Regions from separate parts of the Homo sapiens genome. Here region 1 is linked to region 2. Evidence: chromatin contacts called from ENCODE POLR2A ChIA-PET data. All regions are on one chromosome and are shown on one strand. The core of a region is the stretch at or near the end of the contact, and the rest is flanking DNA. Distances in the headings are between cores, read along the strand shown. Region 1 holds the start of SFRP5 (secreted frizzled related protein 5). Region 2 holds the start of SPOCK2 (SPARC (osteonectin), cwcv and kazal like domains proteoglycan 2).

Region 1 (6,236 bases), core at 2,564-5,063, about 26 Mb after region 2:
GGGGCTCCCCAGGGAGGGGATAAGGAGTGGATGGGACTGGGGCCGACTGCTTGGAAGGGGATCCTTGTGATGGAGGGAAGCTGGACTTCCTGATCTCTGGGGATGATTCCCACTGGGATTTCTGGCTGTGTGTGAGTGTATGGTATGGAGTATATATGGGGTGTGTATATGTGTGTGCATGCACACACGGTGAGTGTGGTTGGAACAGTGGTGGGCTGGCAAATATTTAACAGCCGGCTCTGTGGACAGGGAGCCCTGCTTTGCATTCATTGACATCCATGGGGTAAATACTCCCACCATAACTGACCGCATGACTGGGTGTGGAGCTGGGAATAGATACACACAGTTCAGCTGTTGCTGGTGTGAACACACCACTGTACAGTAATGTGTATGTGTGTGAGAGAGAGATTGTACGGTGGGTGGGAGTGTGTTTGTGCTATGTTTAGGAGTGGGGCAGGGGGTGTGGCTGGAGGCACTGAGACCCTAACTCCTTTCCTTTGGGGGGCTAGGATGAAGGCAGGGTCTGTGCCCAGAGAGCCATGGTGCAGGTCACCCTACAGTGGACGTAGAGAGCCTAAGGAGTCCTGGGCCTCAGGGTGGGGTGGGGAGTCCCTCGGGCTGGTCTCTCCCTTCTTCAGGCTTCTGGGCCCCCATCTCTGTGGGGCCAGGGAGAAGTCAGAGAATAACTGCCCACTCTTGGCAGGAAATTGTCATAAAATCTTGTTCCTTCTCTTTATGTCCCCTTCCCCCTCTCTTTCTCTCTCTGACACACACATACACCCCTTGCAATAGCAGTATTCTCTTTCCAAACAGGCTACCAACATAAAAGACTCCTCTGAAGAAAGGACTTCATTATCATCTCCTTTTTTCTTTTTTTATAGACAGGGAGGCTAAGACACAAAACAGGGAACTGACTTGGCAAAGATCACACACTGGACTGCGTGGCCCATGTGTGAGCCAGGTCCTGACCGGACTTGGCTGGATTGTCCCAGAAAATGGGAAGGCTCTGGGATGAAGCTGTGGGGACAGGTGACCACAGCTCCGCTGGCAGGAGGTGTGCTGAGTCCCAGGTGGAGGTACCCATGGACAAGGGTGCTCCACTTCCATCCTAGAGCCATCACTCCCCACCTGGCTCCATCCATCTCTGGGCTAAGCCTGCACTATCCACAGAGATGATCCAGTCATGGAGGGCCCTCTGAAAATGACACCAAGGGAGGGCTGTGGGAGCCCTGGCCGGGGTGGTTTCTGAGGCCCAAGGCCCATGGCCTTAGGGGACTTGTGATGGTCCTGAGATGATGCAGAAAGAGGTGCATTTCTCTTGGGAAAGGGTTTATGGTTATAATTGGCTTCTAAACGGGAGCCATGATGCAAAAACTGTTGGGATTCACTGTGATGGATGTGGGCATGTATGTTCCCGTGTGCGTCAAGAAAGAGGGGCTGGGGGTGATGTCGGGGCAGTGGCAGCGTGGGCCCCACACTCACCAAAGTCACTGGAGCACATCTGCTCCATGAGGCCGTCAGCACTGTGCTCCATCTCACACTGGGCGCAGATCTTGGTCACTGAAGAGAGAAAGTGGGGTGGGGTTGGGGGACAGTTGGTGAGGGGATTGGAGTTCCAAGAGCCACTTGGGGTGCAGGCTTCCTCACTGACCAGCCACTTCCCCTTGCCAAGCCTCTACTTCCTTATCAGGAGATGGGATGATGGCAATCATATCACTACCTGCTCACAGAGTGATTGACAATCACCAGACAGGCTGTGCAGTGACAAAACTGCCAGGTGGGCACAGTGACTGCCCCATGACCCTGGCGGCTGCAGCCATGATGTGCATTGTCTTTTAAATTTTATCTCCTCTCATCCTCAGCCTATGAAATAGGGATTCTTATTCCTATTTTATTTTTGAGATGTAGTCTCGCTCTGTCACCCAGGCTGGAGTGCAGTGGCTCTCTAATCTCAGCTTACTGCAACCTCTGCCTCCCAGGTTTAAGCGATTCTTCTGTCTCAGCCTCCCGAGTAGCTGAGATTACAGGCGTGTGCCACCACGCTCGGCTAATTTTTGTATTTTCAGTAGAGACGGGGTTTCACCATGTTGGCCAGGCTGGTCTAGAACTCCTGACCTCAAGTGATTCACCCACCTTGGCCTCCCAAAGTGCTGGGATTACAAGTGTGAACCACTGCGCCCAGCCCTTACTCCTATTTTGGAGAAAAGGGAACCGAGGCCCAGAGCGGTTACTCAAGTCTGACAGCAGACGGGGAGGAAGGGGGAGAGGGCATGGAGCCAGCCTGGAAGAGCTATGTGGACCAGCACAGAAAAGGGGAGGCTGAGACCAGGGAGAAATTAGGGTTCAGGGGACTGAGGGGTGGGTGGGAGGAGGGACTTAGGACCTCATAGGTTTCATGAGCCTGGGATGGCTTCCTATTTTATGGATGGGGAAACTGAGGCTCAGTGAAGTCAAGCAACTTGCCTAAGGGCTTCTCTTCAGGGGCAGAGCCTAATCTGCTCTTCCTTCCGCACTGAGCCTTACCCGAATGACTCCCAGCCAGGGGAACTGGGGAAGAGGGTGGAGATCTTAGGGTTCCAGGTACAGAAAACGGGGACGCAGATCATAGTCCAGAACATTCTTAGTCCCCAGTCTTTCTCCACATCCCTTCCCTCACCTCTCCTCTCTTCCCAAGGTCCCAACACGGAGTGGGGATGATGCTTGCTTTGGTGCCTCGGGATCCAGGTGAAAGGCATTGTTTAACGACCCCAGGCATTCTTGGGCTGAGAGGGGTCATAAGGCATTTATCAGGACGTCCCAGGATTGGGGGGACGGCATTGGGGGATTCTCAGCAGCTTGGTTGGATGGGTACTGAGAGGGGTGCCAGGGGTTTCCAGGGAACGAGAGCCAGAGGGAAGGTCTGGAGCCGCCGGGAGGCACTATGCTGCCACTCCCTGGGGAGGTGGGAAGGCGGGAAGGCTGCGGGGGATAATTCCGGGGACGCTGGGCTGAGCTAGGACAGCGTGTGTGTGTGTGTGTGGGCGGAGGGGGGGAGCTGCACCTCTTGGGGGGTTCGCAGAGCTGTGCTAGGGGAGCTGCAGGGCCGTCGGAGCGCGCGGGGACGGCGGCGGCGGCGCTACCTGGAGGCGCGGTGGCGGGCAGGTGCCCGAACTGCACGGCGATGCAGAGGTCGTTGTCCAGGGGGAACTTGTGGCAGTGCAGCATCTCAGGCCAGGGGAAGCCGTAGGCCTCCATGAGCGGCGCGCAGCCGGCGCGCACGGCCTCGCACAGCGAGCGGCACGGGTAGATGGGCCGGTCGAGACAGACGGGCGCAAAGAGCGAGCACAGGAAGACCTGCGTATCCGAGTGGCAGCGCTTGGCCAGCAGCGGCAGCCAGCTGCTCGCCTGCTGCTTCACTTCGGCCAGGCTCTCGTGCTCCAGCAGGTTGGGCAGCCGCATGCGCTTGTAGCCCACCGTGTGGCAGAGCGGCAGGTCGGCAGGGATGTCAAGGCACTGCGGCGGCTTGGAGTAGGAGCGGCCGTGCAGCGGCTCGGCCTGCCAGCCATAGTAGTCGTACTCCTCGCAGCGCGCCGGCGCCCAGTGCAGCGCCCCCAGCAGCAGCGCCAGCGCGGCCGTCCGCACGCCCCCCCCCGCCGCCGCCGCCCGCATGGCTGCGCCCTCTCCAGGTGCGCGCCGCGCAGCCCCCCGACGCTCGGTGCCCGGCGGCCCAGGTGTTCCGGCGTGCGCCCCCGGCCCTGACTCTACCCAGCCGCCGCCGCCGCCGCCGCGGAGGTCGCCCAGGTGGGTGGCAGCCTGCGCTGCGGGCGCCCCGACTGATCCTGGCGCCTCCCACCTCGGGGCTCCAGCCCGGGCCTCGCCGTGCGCCCCAGCCAATCTCCGGCCGCCTGGCCCCAGCTCCAAGGCGGGGAGGCAGTGGGGGCGGCCCTCAGCCCCTCCCGCACCCTGCCCGAGCGTCCCGCCCAGCGCCAGGTCTTGCGCCCCTCTCCCGGCTCGGCTCCCCTGCCGCAGCCCTGGCCTCGCCCAGCGTTTCTCCCCAGGGCTCCCTGCCTCCCTGGGCATTTTCCTCGACCCTCGCCTTCTCCATCCTTCCTCCTTATCTCTCTCCGCCACAGCCTCTCCTGTTCCTTTTCTCACTCACTTCACTTGCTTATCTCTCTGCCTTGGCTTTTCTCCCTCTGCTCTGTTTTCTCTTCCCCGACACCTCGGTTCCTCTTCTCCCTGGTGGGAGGCTCGTGCCACCCCACACCCTGGATCTTCTGGTCCTCCTGGCAGGTCTTCATTGAGCTTGGTGCCAGGCCCCATGCTGGCTGCTGGGGAATCAAAGATGGATATGACCCAGAACCCACCTCCAGGGCCAGGATAGTCTAGTGGGGGTGAAGGTAATCATAGCTTCTATTTAGTGAGCTCTTACTACCTGCCAGGGACGGTGCAAGGTGCAAGGTGCGGTGCAAGGTGCGGTGCAAGGTACGTTCCAAGCTTATCAGCTATTGCTAATGATAGCCAATACTTAGTGGGTGCTAATTGTGTGCCAAGTCTGATCTGAGCACATTGCATAAACTCCCTCAGCTAATTCTCACAATAAGGCTAGATGGTGGGTAGGTACTATTATTGTCCCCACCTTACAGATAAAGATCCTGCGGCAGAGAGGTTAAGCACAGATTAGAGCTGGGATTTGAACCCAGATAGTCTTTTTCGAGAGTCAGAGCCCAGAAACAACCAGGAGGCCTGGATTCTGAGTCTGTAGGCCTAATGACCAAGGGGATAGGGAGTTCAGAGAAGTGGAGTAACTGGCCCTTGGCCACACAGCTCATATGTGAAGGAGCTAGGATTTGAATCCAGATGTTGGGCTACAAAGGCCAGGGCTTAACCACTCTGTGGTAAGATAACTTCCAACCCATGGTAGGGAACACAGTGGGAAGAGGGGGAATTGATGGTGTGTCTGAGCAGGGCACCCAGGCAAGCATCAGAGGGGAGGGGACCTTCAGGAGCCCCATGCTTGGTGTCTTTCTCTCCTGTCTGAGTCCTGCCTTTCATTGGCTCTCCCTTGAGAGGAATTTGGACTGGAGGCTTGAAGGGAGGGGAATTCCTTCCTGAGAGCCTAGCCTGACACCTGACCTCCCAGTCTTTGGTGGGGAGGGTACCTTGGGGAGGTGTCTCCTAGGAGGGCGTGGGGAGCTGGGGGCTGGCTCTGCTGGAAGGCAGGAGTACTGGGCACTTTCCCCCTCTGCTCCTCCCCTTAGTCCCACTAATGGATGTTTCCAGGGCTCCTGTCTTCCTCTGGGTCTGTCCTTGCAGTGGTAGTGGAGAGGGGTGAGGGGCCACTCCTTAATATTCACAGAAAATGCATAGAGTACCTACTATCTGCAAGGCATGGGGTAGGGTATGCATGGGGACACAGAGGTGCAAAAGACATGGCTCTGTTCCTTCTGATCTAGTTGTAAGAAAAAGATACAAGGCAGGCAGAGGAGGCAGGAGAAGCCTCATCTCACTGAGCCCCAAGGGTGGGACAAGCCGTGTTTGATGTCCAGGATGACCTAGTGGGGTCCAGGTAGAGTAAACTTTGGCCTTCTTTTCCCCTCTCCCTCTCCCAGCCCCCAGCATGAAGAGGTTATGCAGATGGCCACTCAGAAGGTGAAGGACTGGTCTCTGCAGGGCCAGGCAGTGCAGTGTAGCAATGGTGCGAGAGCCTGGGCTCTGCAGACGATGGAGCCAGGTTCAGATCCTGGCCACATATTAGCTGTATGACCTTGGGCAAGTACTTAACCTCATTTCCTTCTTTGTAAAATGGAATTTCTTCAGCAGTTACTGTGAGAAGCAAATAAGGTGAATGGAAAGAAAGCCCCCTGCACAGTGCCAACACACAGAATGAACACCTAGGAATGTTAGATCCCCAAGGGACGTGTGACTTTGAGGTAAAAATGTGCTGTATGGGCTGGGTGCAGTTGTTCTCGCCCGTAAATCCCAGCACTTTGGGAGGCTGAGGTGAGAGGATCGCTTGAGCCCTGGAGTTTGAGACCAGCCTGGGCAACACAGCAAGACTCCATCTCTACAAAAATTAGAAAAGTTAACTGGGTATGGTGGCATGCGCCTGCAATCCCAGCTACTCTGGAGGCTGAGGTGGGAGAACTGCTTGAGTTCAGGAGTTCGAGGTTACAGTGAGCTGTGATTGCACCATTGCACTCCAGCCTGGGCAACAGAGCAAGACCCTGTCTCTTAAAAAAAGAAAGTGGTGGCTG
Region 2 (5,878 bases), core at 2,263-4,762:
CTGTGGAGCCTGCCCTGAAGAATGCTGTATAATGGACCTGTCTCCTCCAAGTGTCCATCCCTCTAGGCCCTAGATGCTTTGTTCCAAAGACCTGCATTAAATTCCACCCAGTTGTGCAGGGAGTGAATTGGGAGGTAGGAGCATCGAAGAGCAGGGCTTGGAAAAGCCCAGGACTGCCCAGGGCAGGGTACAGCTAGATCTGTAGGCCAGGGAGCCAGGCGGAGTCCACAATCTCCCCCGTCTTCTGCCAGAATCCCCTCCTCCCTGGCAGCCGGGCACCCAGCATTAGAAGAGATCGACCCAGGCACAGGCTGTAAGAGCCCTCAGCCCACTGGAGGGGAGGATTACTCAACTGGTAAATCCTGCCTTCCCTATAATCCTAGTGCTCAGAGAAAGATGCTAAGCTGCGCTCCCTCTCAACCAGCTCTGGCCAATTCCAAAGTGGAGCAACTCCCCAAGTTTTCATGCTCTTCTTCATTCTCCTGACCCTTTCAACCTGATTCCCTCAAGTTCCCCCTTCAGTTCTGTCCACACCATGTGAATGAGGCATTTCCCTCCCAATCCTGTTCCCCAAGAGTATCCCACTCGTCCTGCTTGCCTCCACCCTACTAGGACAAATAGGGGGGCCCTGTACCATTTTGGGGTTATGAACAAGGTCCCAGTTCAACCTTGTAACCCCTTAAGGGGTTCAAACGAAATTCCCCTCTCTCCTTTGAGGAACCAAGGAGCATATTTTCCAAAGAGCTGGCCTAATGGAAATATAAAGCCCGTTGCTACTGGGCCCAGTTAGAGTGCCTTCAGCCCTTAGGCAGGAAGTAGGGCTTCTTCTGGCAGAAGAGGGATATGTTTGTAGTGCTGGTGGGGACCCTGTGTACTGTCTGGGCACTGCACAACTTCAGGGGGCACCATTTCTATTGTGGCACCCCTAGAGTTATGCAATGCAGTGGCTCTGAGCTAGCAGCCTCCTTCCTGCCTTTCTGCAGAGGCTGTCAACAGATCCCCAGGGCCAGGCCCTCTTGCCCAGCCTTCTTTGTCCTACTTCTCTCCCTGACCCTGTCCTCCTGCAGCCAGGACTACCTTAAATGGGGTTTTAGAGGACATCTGTCCTACAAAAGCCTGAGGCTACCAAAATCAACACACACCTAAAGCTTTCCCATGAATCTTACATGTGCAAGTCCTGAAGACTTTCAAATCTAGTGCCTTTCTTCTGATGAGCATGAGAGGAAGGGGGAAGTGGTTGGCACCAATACAGAGAGACAGGTGGGTAGCCCAGTGCCATGGGGTCAAGCAGTAAGTCATTTATTCTCACCCACGGAGCTGGCTATTGGAAGCAGGTGGAAGAAGGGAGGTGGGGAGGAATCTTTTATTTTAAACCTTTCCTGTTCTGATTAAGCATTTCTTTTCCCTCTGACCTTCACTGGTCCCATTTTGGCAGATCAAACAGCCAGCGAGTCGGAGGGAGGCCTAGGCCAGTGACACATGGATTCCGGATGGGCCGGCCTGCTGCCGCCCCCTCGCTGCTGTGGCCGGGCTGCTGCCCAGGAAGCGGCAGGAGACTGCGGCTCATCTGCGCTGGGCCTGCAGGTGCTTCGGGAAGGCCTCGCGGGGCTCCAGGCTCCTGCGGCTGGACAGGTCGCATGTGGGGCGAAGGCGGAGATCAGCAGCCCATCGCGGGGCCCGGCCACTCAGCCTGGAGACCTGGCTGCCCGTGGTTCCTGCTGTCCTCTGTGAATTACAACCTGCCAGTTTGACTTTGGGGAGAAACAGTCACTTGTCTGACGGTAACAAAAAGATCCAAATCTCTGCCTCTTCCCATCACTTGGCTGGATAGCCTATGAAGCATGTGTGTTTTAAACAAATTTCCAAGGAACTTGTGGATGCACGCAGTTTAAGGAGAAAACGGGAGAGGTCATGGTGTGGCCTGCGTTGTACTGGGTGGGTCGGACGAGGGAACCTGGGGAAGGAGGAGTAAGGGCCAGGGTCCTAGAAGAGGTTTTCTGGGGTCAGGGCCGCGGTGAGCACCAGGTCGCCAGGAGCAGCCGGCGTCGCCTCTGGCGCATCCGGGCCCATCCCCCACAGCACCCCCAACGATCTCGGGGTCCAGCCACACCCTCCGCCCGCCCTGCCTCACCCCTGCTTCCCCAGCCCCCAACCCGGCCCGGCCGAGAGGAAGGAGCCAGCCCCGCCGGGCCGCCGCCTGCGACTTCCCCTCTGATCCACAGGTGCCGGTAAACAAAAGTGCCGCAGCTACCCCCCCGCCCCCACCCCGCGGAGTTCGGCCCAAGGTTACGCCGGGGTTCGGGCGGCGCCCGCCGGGGGCCCCCAAACCCAGCTTCTGGACTCTCCCCGGCTTCTCAAGCCCACCGGGCCGGGAGCCTTCCTCTGGCTCCGAGCTGCTCCCCTCGCTCCAGGCTGGATTCCCCCCTGAAATGTTGGTCCGGGAAAACCAGCCTGGGTCCTCGCGCGCCCTTCTGCACGGGGACCCCAGCCCACCCCCGTACGGACACGCCTTCCACCATCTCGCCTAGAAGGCTGCTGGGACCCCAGACCCAGAGCCCCGGTCACACTCCCGTCCCATGCTGTCCCCCTCCCGCAAAGCCCACGGTGGGAACAGAGGGCACCGCGCGAGCCGATGCCACCCTCACTGCCGGCCCCACCCAGACCTGCCGGTGCTGCAGTGCCCCGTATGTGCAGCCTGCAGCATCCCAGCGGCTGGGGCAGGCCCGGGGGCGGCTCGCACAACGCAGCTGGGGACCGGGTCGGGGTCCAGCGGCAGCCGGGGTCCGGGTCCCCCCGGCCCCGCACCCCTTCCCACTCCCGGCCCGCAGGGGAGACCCCGGAGCGCGCGACCCCGGAGCGTCGGGCAGGTGTGGAGCTGGGGGTCCCGGGGCTGGGGGGTCCCAGGGCCGCCGGCCCGGGCCGCAGGGACAGGGGAGGGGCGCTGGGCTGTGACCCCCAGTACTGTTTACTTTCCGTGTAATTAGCCGGCCAGGCTGCGGAGCCTCGGGCTGCGACGTGCGGCGGCCGCTCCCGCAGACCCCGGAGCTCAATCCCCGAACCCGCAACCCCGGGTCTCTGCCTTGGCAGCCCTGCGGACTCACGTCTCGGAAGCGGTTCCAGTGCTTGATCTTGCCGCTGTACTGCGAGATGGACGACAGCCATTGCTCGTCCTCCATGAAATTGCCGGGGGTCTCGCCCTCCTTGAGCCCCTTGGCGTCGCCTTCGGCCAGGGCTGCCGCGGCCAGGAGCAGCAGCGGCAGCACCAGCCGCCCGCAGCCCGGGGCGCGCATCGTGGTCTGGGTTCGACCTGGGGGGGTCTTGACTTCTGCAGTATTTTAATGTCCTTCCTCCCACCCCGCTGCTGGCGAAGCGCACGCGGCTGTCCTCAGCTCTCCTCCCGCGGTCTGCCTCCGGTGACTGGCGGAGAGTGGGTCGCGGCTGAAATGTGACCTGGTTAGGAGATGCACTTGTCTGAAAAAGCCCAGCACTGGACGCGGAGAGGGAGAGAGAATCAGAGAGGCTGCGCCAGCAGGGGCTGTAACTGTAGCATCAGCATCACGTTTGACATCATCATACCTGGTTTAAAAAAAAAAAAAAAAAAGGAGTGGGTAGATTTCAAAGCGAAGCGCTCCCTCGATGAGAGCGCCAAACGCCAGCCAGCCGCAGCGGGGCCCAGCCCCGCCTGGCACACAGGGAGTTGCAGACCAAGAAATCCAGAATCCCGAAATGTCCCTGAGCTCCCTCAAAGGATGGAGAGCAAGAAGGGCCCCAGGATCTCCCCGGGGAAGATGGGATGGGGGAGAGGGCACAAAACTCTCCGGTTACAAAGCCAGCCAGGCTCAGGTGTCGGAAAGGGAATTTGGCCAGACACTGTTTTTCTCCCCTTGCCTCCCACCCAGAGGGGCCTGCGCCACAGCCCTGACAGCTGGCTTCCTGCGAGTTATGGCTCTACCGTAATGGGTGGCTTCGTTAAGACAAAAGCCGTATAACAACTGGCTGCTCAGAACCATTGCTCCCCAGCGGCACCGCGTTGCGCAAGGCAAGGCCTGAGCACTGAGTGGCTGGTGAAACAGAGGCAGATGTCCTCCTCCCCAGGCAGCTGTTTAGGGGCTGTCACCCGTTTTGTCAGCTCTTCCCAGGACAACCCTAAAAGGCAAATGTCTGACCATTTCATCTGCCTTGGAGGCTGCAAATTTGGAAAAGGCATATTTGCTTATGGTTTTTTGACTTCAAGTTAGTTTGAATAAGCCACTGGGGAAGCCGGGGAGTGGGGGGCTGGGGTGGGGTGCTGGTTTTGTTTGAGGTGTTTCGGGTTTTGTTGAAACTGCGACCCTCCTTATTGGCTGTAGATTTAAATGTTGACATACCAGCGGGGAAGGCTGGAGGCTGGCCACAGTCCCAAGAGCACAGCAGAAATGGGGACAGGTTTACATTACAAATACATTAAAGAGGAAACATCATCTGATGGGACAAAACCTAGTGAACTTTTGGGACCCAAGCCCTAGATTGTGTTTTTATAAAAAGACTTAGCTGCTGTGATCTAAAAATAAAATAAAAATTTAAAATGCTTTAAAAAACATAATCTTAATCAGTAGGAAAAAACATAGCTTACAAGGTTCCTTGTCACCCTGAATCTGGCCTATCTGGGAACTCTGAATGCCTCAGTGGCTCAGGCCGGAGTCTCGTTGGGAAAACAGAAAACAATAGCTCCCTTTCCATGTTTTCTTGTTTCCTTTGCTGTTGGATTTAGTGGTGGTGCTGCAGTGAGGCCCTGGCCATTGACGTCTTCATCTCACAGTAATAAAGCATTCTTCCTGGGTGTGTCCTGGCGCTGTACAGTGAGAGAGCACGGCTTGCTGTCGTGGAGACTAGAGGACAGAATCCCACTTACTGGCTGGATTCTTGAGCAATTACCTATTTTCTATCTAAAACTAATGGTAATACCATCATTAAAACTGCTGTAAAGTGCAAGCAAAATTACATACTAAGTGGGCATAATGGGCATTTTTTTAAAAAGTTAGTCTTTCCTCTGGTTGGGAAGAGAAGGCTACGGTGTCCCATAGTTCTGAAGATTCATCAAAATTTGCCATCTTTTCCACCATCTCAATCCTACAATCCTAGTTTTTTGTTGTTTTTTTTTTTTTTGTTTCTGTTTTCGTTTTTAGCAAAGCTAGCTATATATCTCTAAGGCACTTAGGAGATAGGTACCAGATACCACAGCTCTCCCATTCCTGTGCTATCTTAGGGGCTTCCAGAGTTACCAAAGTTGCTGAATAAAGAGTTTGGAAAGGTGCTGTCAAGATGCCCATCAATATGACAATAGCTGTCTCCAGACTCTGAGGGTCAAAATGGCTCCCACAGTCCCAGGTAGCTTCTCCAGTGGGACTTGCCTTCTGTAGCACCTTCAAGCTGGGTCAATACTAGTCCTGTGTCGAAAGCTAATCAACAACATTCCAGTCCCATTAGTGAAGCCAATAGTAATGCTATTTAGGAAGAAGAACCCAAATTTCCAGATGACTGGTGTAAAACTTGTAGGAAATGGCCAATAGTTTTAGTTTACAAAGAAGAAAAAAAGGGCCAGGTGTGCTGACTCACACCTGTAATCCCAGCACTTTAGGAGGCCAAGAGGCAGGAGGATGGCTTGAGCCTAGGAGTTCCAGACCATCGTGGGCAACATAGCGAGACCCTATCTCTATACAAAATTTAAAAAATGAGCCACGTTGCACATGCCTGTGGTCCCAGCTACTCGGAGGCTGAGGTGAGAGGACTGCTTGAGCCTCGGAATTAAGGCTACACTGGGCTAGCATCGTGCCACTGCACTCCAGCTGGAGAAACAGAGCGAGACTCTTTCTCAAAAGAAAACAGAAAAGAAGAAAAA

What was found. ChIA-PET counts read pairs that join two places held with the same protein, here RNA polymerase II (POLR2A).
Region 1: POLR2A ChIA-PET joins it to region 2 with 12 read pairs in activated T-cell. The contact joins the promoter of SFRP5 here to the promoter of SPOCK2 in region 2. POLR2A ChIA-PET finds 5 or more read pairs at or near these places in 2 of 52 experiments (WTC11 and activated T-cell).

The regions. Positions count from the first base shown.
Region 1 is chr10:97,768,186-97,774,421 of GRCh38, forward strand. SFRP5 (secreted frizzled related protein 5) reads right to left here and starts at 3,814. Exons shown (of 3, transcript NM_003015.3): 1 at 3,120-3,814; 2 at 1,483-1,560. The coding sequence starts at 3,648.
Region 2 is chr10:72,085,039-72,090,916 of GRCh38, forward strand. SPOCK2 (SPARC (osteonectin), cwcv and kazal like domains proteoglycan 2) reads right to left here and starts at 3,513. Exons shown (of 11, transcript NM_001244950.2): 1 at 3,102-3,513. The coding sequence starts at 3,290.